2 separate regions of the Homo sapiens genome follow, and region 1 is linked to region 2. The links are chromatin contacts, found by Hi-C in ENCODE. All regions are on one chromosome and are shown on one strand. Each heading gives the region's core, a stretch centred on a gene start or an enhancer-like site at or near the end of the contact. The rest is flanking DNA. Distances are from core to core; before and after follow the strand shown. Region 1 has its middle 12 kb from the start of LINC01812. Region 2 overlaps LOC105369167 (a long non-coding RNA gene).

Region 1 (7,030 bases), core at 1,458-3,957, 2.1 Mb after region 2:
TTGTTTATTTGTTTTGGAAAAGTTTGTGGGGGTGTTATGTTTTGTTTTGTTTTAAAATACAGTCCTTTGCCAGCCTGGGCAACATGGCTAAATCCCATCTCTACGCAAACTACAAAAAATTAGCCAGGCATGATGGCTCAAGCCTGTGGTCCCAGCTACTCAGGAGGCTGAGGTCGGAGGATCACTTGAGCCTGGGAGGCGGAGATTGCGGTGAGCCAAGATGGCACGCCAGCACACCAGACTGGGTGAGAGAGGGAGACCTTATCTAAAAATAATAATTATAATAATACAGTCCTTTGTCATCCATTAAAGCCTCAAGAGAGGCTACTTATTCTGCTTACTAATCTGTCTCTATGTAAAAACAGTCCTGCCCAAGGAAATAGTTTGGATTTCTGCTATGATAATCAGTTTCTTTTCTTTCTTTTTTTTTTTTTTTTTTTTCCGCTCTGTCACCCAGGCTGGAGTGCAGTGGTGCAATCTCAGCTCACTGCAACCTCTGCCTCCCGGGTTCAAGCGATTCTCCTGCCTCAGCCTCCTGAGTAGCTGGAATTACAGGCACATGCCATCATGCCCAGCTAACTTTTAGATTTTTAGTAGAGACGGGGTTTCACCATGTTGGTCAGGCTGGTCTCAAACTCCTGACTTGATCCGCCCACCTCGGCCTCCCAAAGTGCTGGGATTAGAGGGATGAGCCACCGTGCCCACCCCCTGCAATCAGTTTCTTACCTTAAAACATCATTGCCAATTCCCTACCGAAAGAGTCTTCTAAGATCTTCTGTCCAACCTCCTCATTTTACAGATGTGGGAAACTAAGGCCAGAAGAGAGAGATACTGACAAAAGGTCAAAGAGGTGATTTAAGCTTCAGCTGATGCCAGATCCCAGGGATCCCGGCTTCTATTTGAGGGTTTCCTTCACTAAATAGAGCTTCCAGAGGAGAGTCACTCCTGCATGTGCGCCTGTTGGGTTGAGGCAGGAGGGCACAGGGAAGTACTTCTGAGATAACATGTTGCTGGTGAGAAGTGGAGACAAATATTTGCCAAATTTTGGATGAGGACCTGGAATCCAAGAGTCTGCCCCACACGCAGTCTTTCGTAATATGGATGCCACAGGACCTTCCAGAACATTCTGAAAAAGCTTTTAAGGAAACAGCAACTACAAAACATGAAAATAACTGCCCCCAGCTGCTCTTGGGGTCACTGTATTCTGACTGCAGCTGTGGAGAATTGTTGAATTCCATTCTTCATGTTGCCCTAAAAGCATTTCAAAGAGATTCAGAGAAAGCTGGGTGCACTTTGGTAAACTGAAAACTATTTGTGACAAACCAACCATCACCATCTCTCCACATTTACCATCAGAAAGAGGCAGGGGCCATAGGGGCAGAAGGCCAGACCCAAGTCAGAGAGGGACGCTCACATTTCCAGTTGCCCCTGCCTTTCTGGACAACCCTAGAATAATGCATGTCCCTTTGTGTCCTTACCAAGGATATTTTAGAAGAGAACAGAAAGATGAAAAAGCTGCAAACATTTCTGTTTGCCATACACCTGCTTCTCAAGAATTGTAAGAATCTGTGAAGTTAAAATAGAAAGTTCTTCCTGTGAACATTATTTCATAAATGTTAATTATGACACCGTATTTGCTTTAATACCTGCCCGCTATAATTACCTCCAAGCTGTAGACATTTGTTAAGAATCATTGTTATTTGACTACTTTTTCTGATTATTCAGTCTTCTTATGTGGAAATATTAATATTACTGCAATCCTTCCTCATATTTGTAGAATGCATTTCTTGGAAGAGGAGAGTAGTGAGGAAGAAAGGAAGATGATAATGTTTAACAACAAAAAAGCCAGAATTTATTACTCCATTAATATCAAGTTCAAAACTAGGCAAGACAAAAGTGTAATGTTTAGGGCTGACTGCTAAGGTGACAAGCCAGGAAGTGATTGCCACAAAGCTCAGGAGAGGGGTTAATTTTCCAGGGAGCTGGAGAGGACAGTGATAGGTAGAAGCATGAGGCAGTAAATGAAACTTTGAAGTACAGGTCATGTTCTATTTCTTGACCTGGGTGGCAGTTATGTGAGCATTTATTTTGTGGTCCATTTTTGAATAATGAGATTTTGGTTTGTGCACCTTTTCATTTGTTAGTTTATTTCACAATAAATACCATTAAAAAAATGGAAGGATATATCTCAGCCACTAGCCCCTTCTCTTATATGAAACCATATTTGATCGTTTCCCCTGTCAAGTTCCCAGTGAAAGGGACAACTCAAAGAAAGGCATTCTGATGCCTATTTGCACAAGCTAGTCTCATGAAGTGCCCCCCAAGTATTTTTTAAAGCAAGAAGACCCTTCAAAGAGACACTTATAAGGAGGTAGCAGTATATAAAACACACAAGTGGAGCTATGCTGTTATAATCAATTGCAGGCCTGGGCCCACCCATCCTGGTTCCTCTTCCAACTCTACTGTATCCCCAAAGGCATTTTTGTGGGCTCTCTTGGGTTCTTTAGAATACAGTTTAAAACCCCAGATCTAATGAATACCCAGTCGTTACCTACAAATAACCTAGAGGCCAGGAAAGCAGTCAGGGGAACTGGGACACGGGACAGATAAGTCTTAATGTGAGAATTAAGGTCAGGAACATTTATGTGTCAGGTGGTGAGGGACTTGGTGTGGGACTCAGAGCAGCTGGAGAGCACTGGGTGCCAGCCACTGGGTGAGGGCTGGTGTGCTGAACAGAGACCAATGCCTGAGTCTAAGCTGTGCAAATGAGCGTGAAAATGTGTCCAGTCAGTTAAAGTGAACACAGCTCCCAGAGGTCCCTGAGGAGTCCTGCTAATGGTGGGCGTGGCAGGCACCACAGAAGGCCTATAGGGAAAAACTTGGGGTCACGCAGACCTTTTTGTAGCTTTCAAATAACAAGTAAACAATGTCCGTCCCATGTCCCAGTGAAACTGAAAAAACAAAATAGCTGTGATTTTTCAGTAGGGCACGTCCTAGAGAAGAAGCTCTGCCGTTACAAGGTCGACACTCTCCTTCCCTCCCCTCTCCTTTACTGAAATGAAACTAAGAGAGATTTTTTTAAATGTATTAAGTGGTCCTCTACCATTCTCCAAGCAGAAGAGAAAGAGGGATGTTTCACGTCGGCCTTTGTTTCAGTCTGTTCAGGCTGCTACAGCAAAATACCATAGACTGGGTAGCTTCTACACAACAGAAATTTCTCATAGTTTTGGAGGCTGGAAGTCCAAGATCAAGGTGCCAGCATTTCTGGTGTCTATGAGGCCCATTTCCTGGTTCTCTCTGTGCCTTCACATGGTAGAAGGAGTGAGCTAGCACTCTGGGGTCTCTTTTATAAGGGGACTAATCCCATTCATGTGGGCTCTACCCTCAGGACCTAATTATCTCCCAATGGCCTCAGGACCTAATTATCTCCCAACGGGCCTCAGCACCTTATACCATTACATTGGGGGTTAAGATTTCAACATATGAATTTGAGAGAGACACAGACATTCACACCACAGCAATCTTTAAGCTAGAAGGCTTTTCAAACCAGATATCTCCACACTGAAAATTCTTGTTGCTTTGGGCTGGGCTCAGTTTTGTTTTGTTTGGATTTTCTCAAATCAAGAAAGGCCAAGCAGGAAAAGGTGAGCACACCTGCTCAGCTCTCCAGATCACAGGCAAGCATTTTTCCAGTCCATCCATCCCCAACCCCACACCACCCAACCAGTACACCTCTAATCAGCTCTGAGGGCGGGTGCTCTTCTCCACCTGCTAATAACTTCTGGTGGCTGAATGTAGGGTGGGCCCATGTACAGTATTTGGAAAACATAAGTGCTCAATAAATATTATGTAGCAGTAGTAACAGTAGTAGGAGTGGTATTTGTAAGGAGCCATTGAACTGCTAAGCTTCCCTGGAGCCCTCCAGCCTGCCCTATTAACAATGAGAATATGGGTAGGAATTGCTGCAATCCCTGGGAAACACAGTATTGAGAGCAGAGGACTTACTAAATCTGTAAGTAAATCACATGGTATTTGAGGATCCATAAAGTGTTACAGTTGATAAGTACCATGCTGGCCTCTGTCTGATGTGAAGCCAGTTAGGAATCAGAAGCCCCTGACCGGGTGCAGTGGCTCATGCCTGTAATCCCAGCATTTTGGGAAGCTAGGTAGGCAGATCATTTGAGGTTAGGAGTTCAAGACCAGCCTGGGCAACATGGCGAAACCCCGTCTCTACTAAAAACACAAAAATTAGCCAGGTGTGGTGGCGGGTGCCTGTAATCCCAGCTACTGGGGAGGCTGAGGCAGGAGAATCTCCTGAACCTGAGAGGCCAGTGTTGCAGTGAGCCAAGATGACACCACTGCACTCCAGCCTGGGTGACACAGTGAGACTCTGTCTCAAAGAATAAAAAATAACCAATGTCCCCACATAACTTTTACTTATATAGGTTATATCCATCATCTTTCCCATGTTAGAAATAAATAGGAAGAAATATTTTAAGTATTTATTTGAAAATAATAGGCCCATTCATATTAGTATATATAGCATTTTTATAAAAATAACTATATTTACCAAAATAAAATAAATTAGTGAGACTAGTAGGCCCATTCCCACCAGGAACCAGCAGCATGGACTCTCTAACCAGAAACCTAAAGCTAGGCCTGGTTTTCCTATTTGCCTTTTAGCCTGAAGATCATAAAGGTGTCTATCTTCTTACTTGATCATTTTTCCAGTTTATTTATTTTTTCTTCTTTCTGTTACAATTCCCCAGATCACCCCCCGCCCCCAAACAATACTATTAGCAATCCCTTAGTGAACCTTGCCTAAAATAGTACATGATTAAATAGATGGATGGATAGATAGGTGCTAGATAGATACATAGATAATAGATACATAGATGATAGGTGGAGAGAGATGATACACACATACATGCATACATATATGCATACATAGACAATAGGTTGATAAATTTATTTTTACCTAAATGGGGGCATGCTATGCATACTGGCCTGCCCCATTGCTTTTTATCCTTAACAATGTATCTTGGAGATTATGTCATAAGAGCACATGTAAATCCACCTCCCCTTTTCTCCCCCTAATTTACTTTGTGACTCATTCCCCTCCTTAGTGGAACTTCGCTAGATGAATTTCACTTACATCTTTCTCTCATACACTTCCCCTGCATCCTGATCTTCTTCCTTTTAAAGCTCATCGCACTCTGCGATGAGAAGCAGTCATGTGATGCTGACACTTGCTACATGCCAGGCAACATTTTAAGATTTTGTATTAACTCATTTAACCTTTGCAGTGATCCCATAAGGTAGATACCAGTAGGGTCTGTGACCTTCCAAGGGCCACACAGCTAGAAGTAACAGACTGGATTCAAACCCAGGCACTGTGGCACCAGAGTCCCTGCTTCTTGTCACTGTGCTATGCTTCCCTCAGTACTGCTCTGATGCAGTAAGTACTCGATGTCTTTCTCACCAGACCAGACGGTAAGGGGTTGTTGACATTGTCCACTATCAAATCCCCTAACAGGCGTTGCATAAATATTTGGAATTGAATGCCAGTAATGATACCACATTCTAGAGGCTCCCTACTATGGGTCACTGTGCTAAGCATTCCACATATATTATCTCACTTAACCCAGCAACTCCAGGAAATCCTTTACCCATAATTATCCAAATCTTACAGATGAGGAAAATGAAGAGGTATTATACCTAGTAAATTAGAGAGGCAGAGTTGAACCCAGGTCCATTTGAATTTAAAGCATGCACTTAACCTCTACACCAGACCAGCCACTCTCTCTGAGAGCCACCAACATCCTCCCCTCCTGGAATCCCACCTTCACAGGATGCTGAACACCCAGAACCAGCTCTAGAGCAAAAGCTCCTGCAGCAAACTTGCTACAGTTCCTACTATTCTAGAAAAAAAGGTGCCAAAGTTGTTATTATTATTAAAGAAGTGTCTCTCCCTACCCAGAGCTGCATTAGCACCCAAGGCAGTTAAATTGTAGTGCATCATAAGGCACCAAATATCATCTCAATTGTCACAACACATTCATGTGCTTGAAAAGTGAAAAGGGTACAAGCTTGCCACTCAGCCAGTCTTAGTACTTAATGTCTTGAAATTGGCGAAGAGAGGAAAATCCTAGAAAGACTTTCTTTGGGGTAAAGCTAACTGGCACACATTTACTGCAAATCCAATAGACTAGTTTCCCCATCTAACATAATTTATCTTGAAACACCACAGGTGGCCTATATTAAGAACAGCACTGGCCCTGCCACAGGACTGGCAACGCCACGGTCTCACACTGCCCTCTGCAGCCTGGCTGCAGTCTTCACAATGCTCCCTCAACCTGCCCAACTGTCACAGCTTGGGATGTCGTACACATACCTCCAGTCCTTCAGGTAGAATCACTACCTACCTTTAGTCTAGAGACCAAAAATAAAATACCACTTAACTTGGTGCTTACACAGGTACATTTACAGCCATGATTCTTCCCTCTAGGGCTGGTGTGTGTGAAAAGCACACCTTTGGGGGCTCATTCATAACACTCTTTTCCAATAAGAGGATTAAATTAGGAAGACATTTACCCAGATTGGTCTCATTTACTCACCCTAGTCTCTCCCTGAAGCCCCTTCTTTCTACAATACAGTATGCAACCCCTAAGGAGAAGGCAGGTGCCATCGAGGTCAAAAATACATTGGGTGAAGAGCAAAATAATCCAAAGGAAAGAAAGACAATGCTCTGCAGACTAAACCTATTATCCAAGAAGAAAAATCTTTAACAGATGTATATGCTGAAAGAAGACCAAATATCTGTCCTAAAACCCAAAATACATACATTCATGAAGACTGTTTTAAAATCTTTTATCTAGGATATATTTTAATATATTTGTATATATATGCAAATGTGTATATACATATGTTTATGTTGTGTATGTGTATATGTATGTGTACGTATATGTGTAGGTTTATGTGTGTATATGTATATATTCTCCTAGAAAACCTCTTAGGTTGGCTGGAAACG
Region 2 (6,281 bases), core at 1,678-4,177:
GTTGAAAATTAGTTGTTGGTGTGGAAAAACCCACACACTTGGCGTCAGAAGTGTTGTGAGTATAAACAGATTGTAGTAACATGGTACAGCCAGACTAAAACCCAGGCTGTCTGAACACAGTATGTTTCTAATAACTGCTGTAGTCCTCTATCTGACCTCCTTCAAAGTGTATTCAGTTTTGACGTATCTTTTTTCTTCCGGTGGTAGTGAGGGTTCTAATATTTCTGAATAAAGAGGTAATATGTTTGTGCAGCCTGAAGGAGGCCAGAACTACAGCTTAACTGTTGTGAGACCCTGTGGACTTCAGATTTCAGAATCTTGCCTTGTGGAAGATCATGGTTCAGTTTGAGGACTCTGATGTTTTTATTTTATTAGGTATTCCAAATGCACTACTGTTTTTTTCCCCTAGAGAATATTAAATTGTGTCCATATTGTATTTTTATAAATTGTAAAATTACTTCTGTAGCCACATCATTCATTTATATCATTAATATGTGACTTACAGTTGAGTTAGTGCCTCCTTGACAACAGTGATTATTGGCGTGCCTCTCAACATCCAGCAGAATGTGGGAATGTAAGTTACTCAGCACAAATCTTTTGATTTTATTTGTTTTTATTAATTTAAAAAATTACAACAACCTGCGTTCAGTGTGGAACAAATAAAATAATGCCAAAATGCCAACAAAAAGAAAGATAAAACCTCCTATAATCACACCACTCTGTGATAGTTATATAAAAGCAATATCTGTAGAGTTTTGTTTATAAAAGGCTGTGATTCAAGAATTTTATACCCAGCCAGGTTGTCTTTTATGTGTGAAAGTGACAGAAATATATTCTCTGTAGACCACGTTTCAAAAAAATTATATGATAGGCAATTTTCCTGGGCAAGATTTAACATGAATCTCTGTTGAAAAAATGCTTGAAGATAAATTCCAGGTGACCAAGGATGATAGATGCTAGAGTGAAGGATTAAAATAGGAAAGCTAGAGTATAAAAAAGGTTGGGAGTAAACACTGAAGCCAGTTAATGTATATTTATTTATATATCTAGATAATTATAAATATTAGAGACTATATATAAATGCTTTAATTTCTCTTTATTAAAATAAAAGCAAATATAAAAATATCACCTAGAAGATAATATAGTACAATAATAATTATGTGGTAATCTGAATCTATACCTCCAGCTAGCATCATCAAAATCTAAGATGGAAGCTCTGGGAATGGGTAGGGTGAAGGAATGGGTGGAAACAGTATGAGTGGAAATGAGGGCTGGGATGGATTTCAAGGCATCTGACTTGGACTACTAATCATTTGAAACTGGGGTTTGTTTATGCCCTGAAAATGAAATGTTATTAGTCAAGTGAGGATGATTATTATTTTAGGTAATGCTATTCCTTAAAATATTTAGCTAAGTGACTTCATGGCTTTTAGGCAATTACATAATTTCTGCATTTTGTTTGTTTTTGAGCCTGGTTGTCTCTGAGTTCCTGTTTTGGTGCTAATCTTCAGTGTGTGTTTCTGAAAGTAACCATGATGACAGGAAGCATATTTTTCTGTATGCCTATGACTGGTGTCTGACTACCCTACTGGTACTAGAGATTAAAAGACACTTTCCTGTAATTAATATTTTCCCCTGTGTTTTGTCTGAAAGTCGTTAAGTTGAAGCTGGAATTATAGATGTGTGTACATCTCTCTTTAAGGAAACACACAAAACAAATGGGAATTTACCAAATGATATCATTCTCCACTGACTGGATTTATATATGACACTTCTTGAATGTACTTTTCTCATAATGTGGGGGCACACCTGCATTGGAAATAGCTTCTTTGAGAAATGTTAGATGTTGCAATTTGGTAATATCTTAAGTGTGAATTTGTGTGTGTGTGTGGGGGCAGGGGGGAAGGGAGGATAAGGAAGGATTCACAGTGTTCAGAAGAGGACTGATGAGGCTCCCTCCATGAGCAGGCTAGTAGCGCAAAGCCTAATCAACACTTCTGTGAGGAAGTTAGCAGCCTTCCTTCTGACCTGACTGCTTCCGCTTCTGGTGGTGGCAGCGCTGTCAAGCCTCATTACTGGAAAGTTCATCTTGTTAAATTTCCACTTAGAGCAGGGGATGTGTTAGAAGATAGCTCAGACTCTGTGGCCATTATGACATCAAACTCAGACAGTGACATTCCAAGTGGTAGTCAAGGAGTTTTGTTTCTAGCTTCATTGAAAAATGTGAACATTGGCTGGGCACGGTGGCTCACACCTGTAATCCCAGCACTTTGGGAGGCCGAGGTGGCTGGATCATTTGAGGTCAGGAGTTTGAGACCAGCCTGGCCAACATGGTAAAACCCTGTTTCCACTAAAAATAACAAAAACAATTTAGCTGGGCATGGTGGTACATGCCTGTATCCCAGCTACTTGGGAGGCTGAGGCAGGAGAATTGCTTGAACCTGGAAGGTGGAGGTTGAAGTGAGCTGAGATCGCACCACTGTACTCCAGCCTGGGCAGTGGAGTGAGACTTCTTCTCAAAAAAAGAAAGAAAAAAAAAAGAAATGTGAACATTAATAAACAACTTAAGAAGTCACTGTATCTGCATACTACTGGATTAGATTTAACAGACGCAATCTTGGCTGAATAATGAAAGGAGTTTGGCATGAGTTCCAGTGTCAAAGCAGAAGTAAAAGCAAAACCAGTGATGGGCATAGGCTTGAAATATAATATATTAATACACTCACCAGGTAGTGCTGCATTAATAAATAAACTCAGAAATCTTAGGGAGTGAAGGCAACAAAGGCTTATTTCTTGCTTGCATAAAGTCCTATATGGGTTAGGCGATTCTCTGGGCAGCACTCCCTCTGTCTTGTTATGCTGCCATCTCAACAGGTGGCCTCCAGGGTTGCCAAGGCAAAGGACTAGAGGTCACTTCCTTATGCTGTGGCCCAGGAGAAACTCATATGACTTCTGCATACATTTCACTGGCTATGACTAGTCACATAGTCATACCTAACTGCAAGAGACCTGGGGAGTGGAGACTTCCTGAGTGACAGGAGGAGAGAAGGGTATAGGTGAGCACTAGAAGCCTTTACCACACATAGGAAGCGAGTGTGTATGGTCAGCATGGAATCGGGAATGGCCAGAGTCTGATGTTATTAATATTCAGCATGAGATTAATTTATATTGAACCTAATAATATCTTAATACATTTGTAAAAATAAATCAGCCTCTTTGGTTACCTTCCTTGGCCACTGGCCATGCCTTAGTAGGATTATCTACTATTAACATCCGGGTTCCTTATTCCAGTCTGGCCCATCTGCCTAACGTCCTGGCATCCTCCCTGCCTTGCAAGGGTCATCCCTCACTCTGTTTGTGAAACCCATAGCTGCATGGCACAGGCGGTAAGGGTGTGGTGAGACCTTACCAGGGCATGCTTCTCAACACCAGGAAGTACTTTTCTGATGTCATTGTTCTAGACATGCTGACACAGGCCCTACATAAGCAGAGAGGGCCCCCACCTTCCTCTCTGGTGAACGTCTATTGCTTCTCTGTATAGTGTTGTTGGTTGAAAGAGTGGTTTTAGGAGATAGACTGTCTAGGTCCAAATCTCGTCTCTGTCATTAGCAAAGAATGAGACCCTGAGCAAGGGACTTAACTTCACTATGCCTCAGTTTCCTCATCTGTGGATATAATAATAACACCTTCCTGTTAGAGTTGTTGTGATGATTAAGTGAGTTAATACATGAAAAGTGCTTAGAATAGTGCCTGGTGAGTGGAAAGTGATTAAAAAACATCAGCTATGATCACTCTACTTCAAGACTCAGTTCAAATGTAACTGAAACTTCCCTAAACTTGCTTCTTTTCTGGGTGCCTTCAGCACTCAGCAAATGTCTCTGTTATAACATTTATCATGGTATATAATAATTGTTAATTTACCCATTCTTCTCTCTCGTTAGACTGTGATTACTCAAGGGCAATGTACTGCTCACCATTTACTCTAGTCCTTGACAGAGTGTCTGACATAGAAAATACATTACCAAATGTTTTCTGAATTGATGGGCAGAGCCAGGGTGGTAGAAATTGCTACAATTCACCAATATACAGTTCTTTTGTCCTTCCTGTGCACAAAGCAAAGCTATGTTTCCCAGCTCCCTATGCATCTAGATGAACCACATAACTGAGTTCTGGAATGTGAGCAGAAATGATGTGTGCCACTTTTCAGGCTTGTCATAAACTCAATGCACAACCTTCCATGAGCTCCTTCTCTCCCTTTCATTCAATTGGCTGGATATGGTAGCATTTTAAGATAGAACGAGCCCAAATCTCTGAGTCACCGCTTGGAAGAGAGGGACCTAGACTTTAAAATTGTGTCAAGCTTTTGAAATCTGAACCTGTTTGTTATAGCAGTGAGTGTATTTACCTGGCTAATAAAACAAGAATCTGGACACAACATTTTTTTCTGCAGGTTTCATGGCATGATATGGCTCAATCCACAGACAAAGGCTGCTGAGCCCAGAACAGCTTATTGGACGAGCCCCTATGAGAAGCAGAAATGTATAGAAGCAAACTGAACCCAAGGAAAGATTGGTGATACTTTGGGAGGGATGACAGAGGAAGGGGAAACACACTGTCCATCCCTGTCCCAGCAAGGAGCCAGCTCCCATTCGGCAGTCCCTCTGAACATCTAGGTAGCTTCCCCCTTCTTTCTGTCCAGTTGTGAGCAGCCACCAACTATGATGCCCCTCTTCCAGCAGGCTTTGCTTTCACATCACAAAGCATCATCCTGAGAAACAATTACAGTTCTTTTTAGAGTTCTGGTTCCTTCATAGGTACCTATTGTCCTAATAAATGGAATTCCTTGGAACACAAAAGCATTTATTTCCTCTTTTAGCTAATTTAATTTTTACAGCTCTGGTGAAAAAATATTTTATGTTTTTACTCAATGTGATTTTAAGATAGCTTATTCTTGGATTCAATTTTGTTTTCATTTTCTAGAAAATCAATTTAATTCACAGAAGGTTCATTCATTTAGTGGCTTTCCTTGCACATGGTTAATGCTTAAGCATTTGATCAAGCATTCCTCTTAGCAATATCTTTACAAGGTTCAACCGGAGAAGGTGTTAGATGGGGGAAATCCTCTACATTTGGGCAAAGCCTCTTTCCTCTGGACTAATTGAAATGGAAAATCAGTCTGAATTGGTGAAATTGAATTGCAAACTATTTTTCAAGGAGATTCCTGTGTGATTTCAAGTTGCTCAAACTAAACTTAGAAAAGGGCACACTAACAAAGCTTTTTAAGTTATCTCCATCTAGCTTCCTAGTGAAGAGGCTACATTGTCTGGGTAAATACCTGGGGTTCGTCATCTCATGCCAAGAAAATTTAGGACACGGACCCACATGAGGAGTTTAGGAACGGAGATTTAATAGGCGAAAGAAAAGGAAAGGAAAACAGCTCGCTCTCTAGAGTGACAGAGAGGAGACTTCTGAGAGGAAAAGGCCAGCTGGCGGCAGATGAGCCAGGTTTTATAGTCCGGCTTGAGGAGGCGTCGTCTGATTTATGTGGGGCTCACACATTGGTTCAATCAGGTGTGACGTTTACAAAGCATGTGGGTAAGGCTGGTCACCCCACCCTAATCTTACTATGCAAATGAACATTCCCCTTGGCTGGCGGCTTCATTTTGTCTGCTCCTTAATGTACACGTGGCTGGCCAAGAAGGGAAGATGGAGCCGCCATTTTCTAGCTGCCATGTCTAGTCCCAGGTAGTTCTTTCCTGCCGGCATTCACCGTGAAAGCTCCCAGCGTGCTTGTCTATGTCTGCAGCTCAACTTCACAGGCTGCTCTTTGTTAGAAAATGATTTGGGGCAGCTTTTCATTAAAAGAAAAACGTTACCAAGGACTTCTGGACTATCTGCCTAAGTAATTTCTTCTTAACTCCTGTATCACTAGTAGTTAGAATCTATATTTGTACCTATATATATCTTACAAAATTCTCTTGGGTTCTTGAAAACTCTTTGCTCTCAAGTCCTTTAAACATTCCTCTTGTACTTTCGTTTACTAAATTATGAAGAAAGACTATTAGCAAAAGGAAGTCCCTGTCTGTATAATTGTAATTTGTGAATTATAGGCTTTTTTATTTAAAGTCGGGTGACAATTCATGCTTGGAAAGAAATTTGTTGACTAATTGATCATGAGTTTTTTTTTTTTTTTTTGAGACAGGGTCTCACTCTGCCGCCCAGGCTGGAGTGCAGCCGTGCGATCTCAGCTCACTGCAGCCTCTGCCTCCTGGGTTCAAGCA

What was found. Hi-C counts contacts between places; a loop is a spot of excess contacts on that map. Pooled maps may share reads with other maps.
Region 1: a map of heart right ventricle shows a loop between it and region 2 (5-fold over the local background). The contact joins two enhancer-like sites. A Hi-C loop is called at or near these places in 16 of 168 maps with a recorded cell type or tissue (Right ventricle myocardium inferior, chondrocyte, heart left ventricle and 4 more) and 22 of 50 pooled maps.

The regions. Positions count from the first base shown.
Region 1 is chr2:67,834,349-67,841,378 of GRCh38, forward strand. No RefSeq gene overlaps it. Among named protein-coding and RNA genes, the nearest start is that of LINC01812, 12 kb to the left of the region's middle. Within about 2 kb of position 2,708, at least 2 of the 41 ENCODE cell types and tissues checked have a DNase peak (open chromatin) inside an H3K27ac peak, as active enhancers do.
Region 2 is chr2:65,726,049-65,732,329 of GRCh38, forward strand. LOC105369167 (a long non-coding RNA gene) reads left to right here. Exons shown (of 3, transcript XR_940196.2): 2 at 532-574. Among named protein-coding and RNA genes, the nearest start is that of LINC02934, 61 kb to the right of the region's middle. Within about 2 kb of position 2,928, at least 3 of the 41 ENCODE cell types and tissues checked have a DNase peak (open chromatin) inside an H3K27ac peak, as active enhancers do.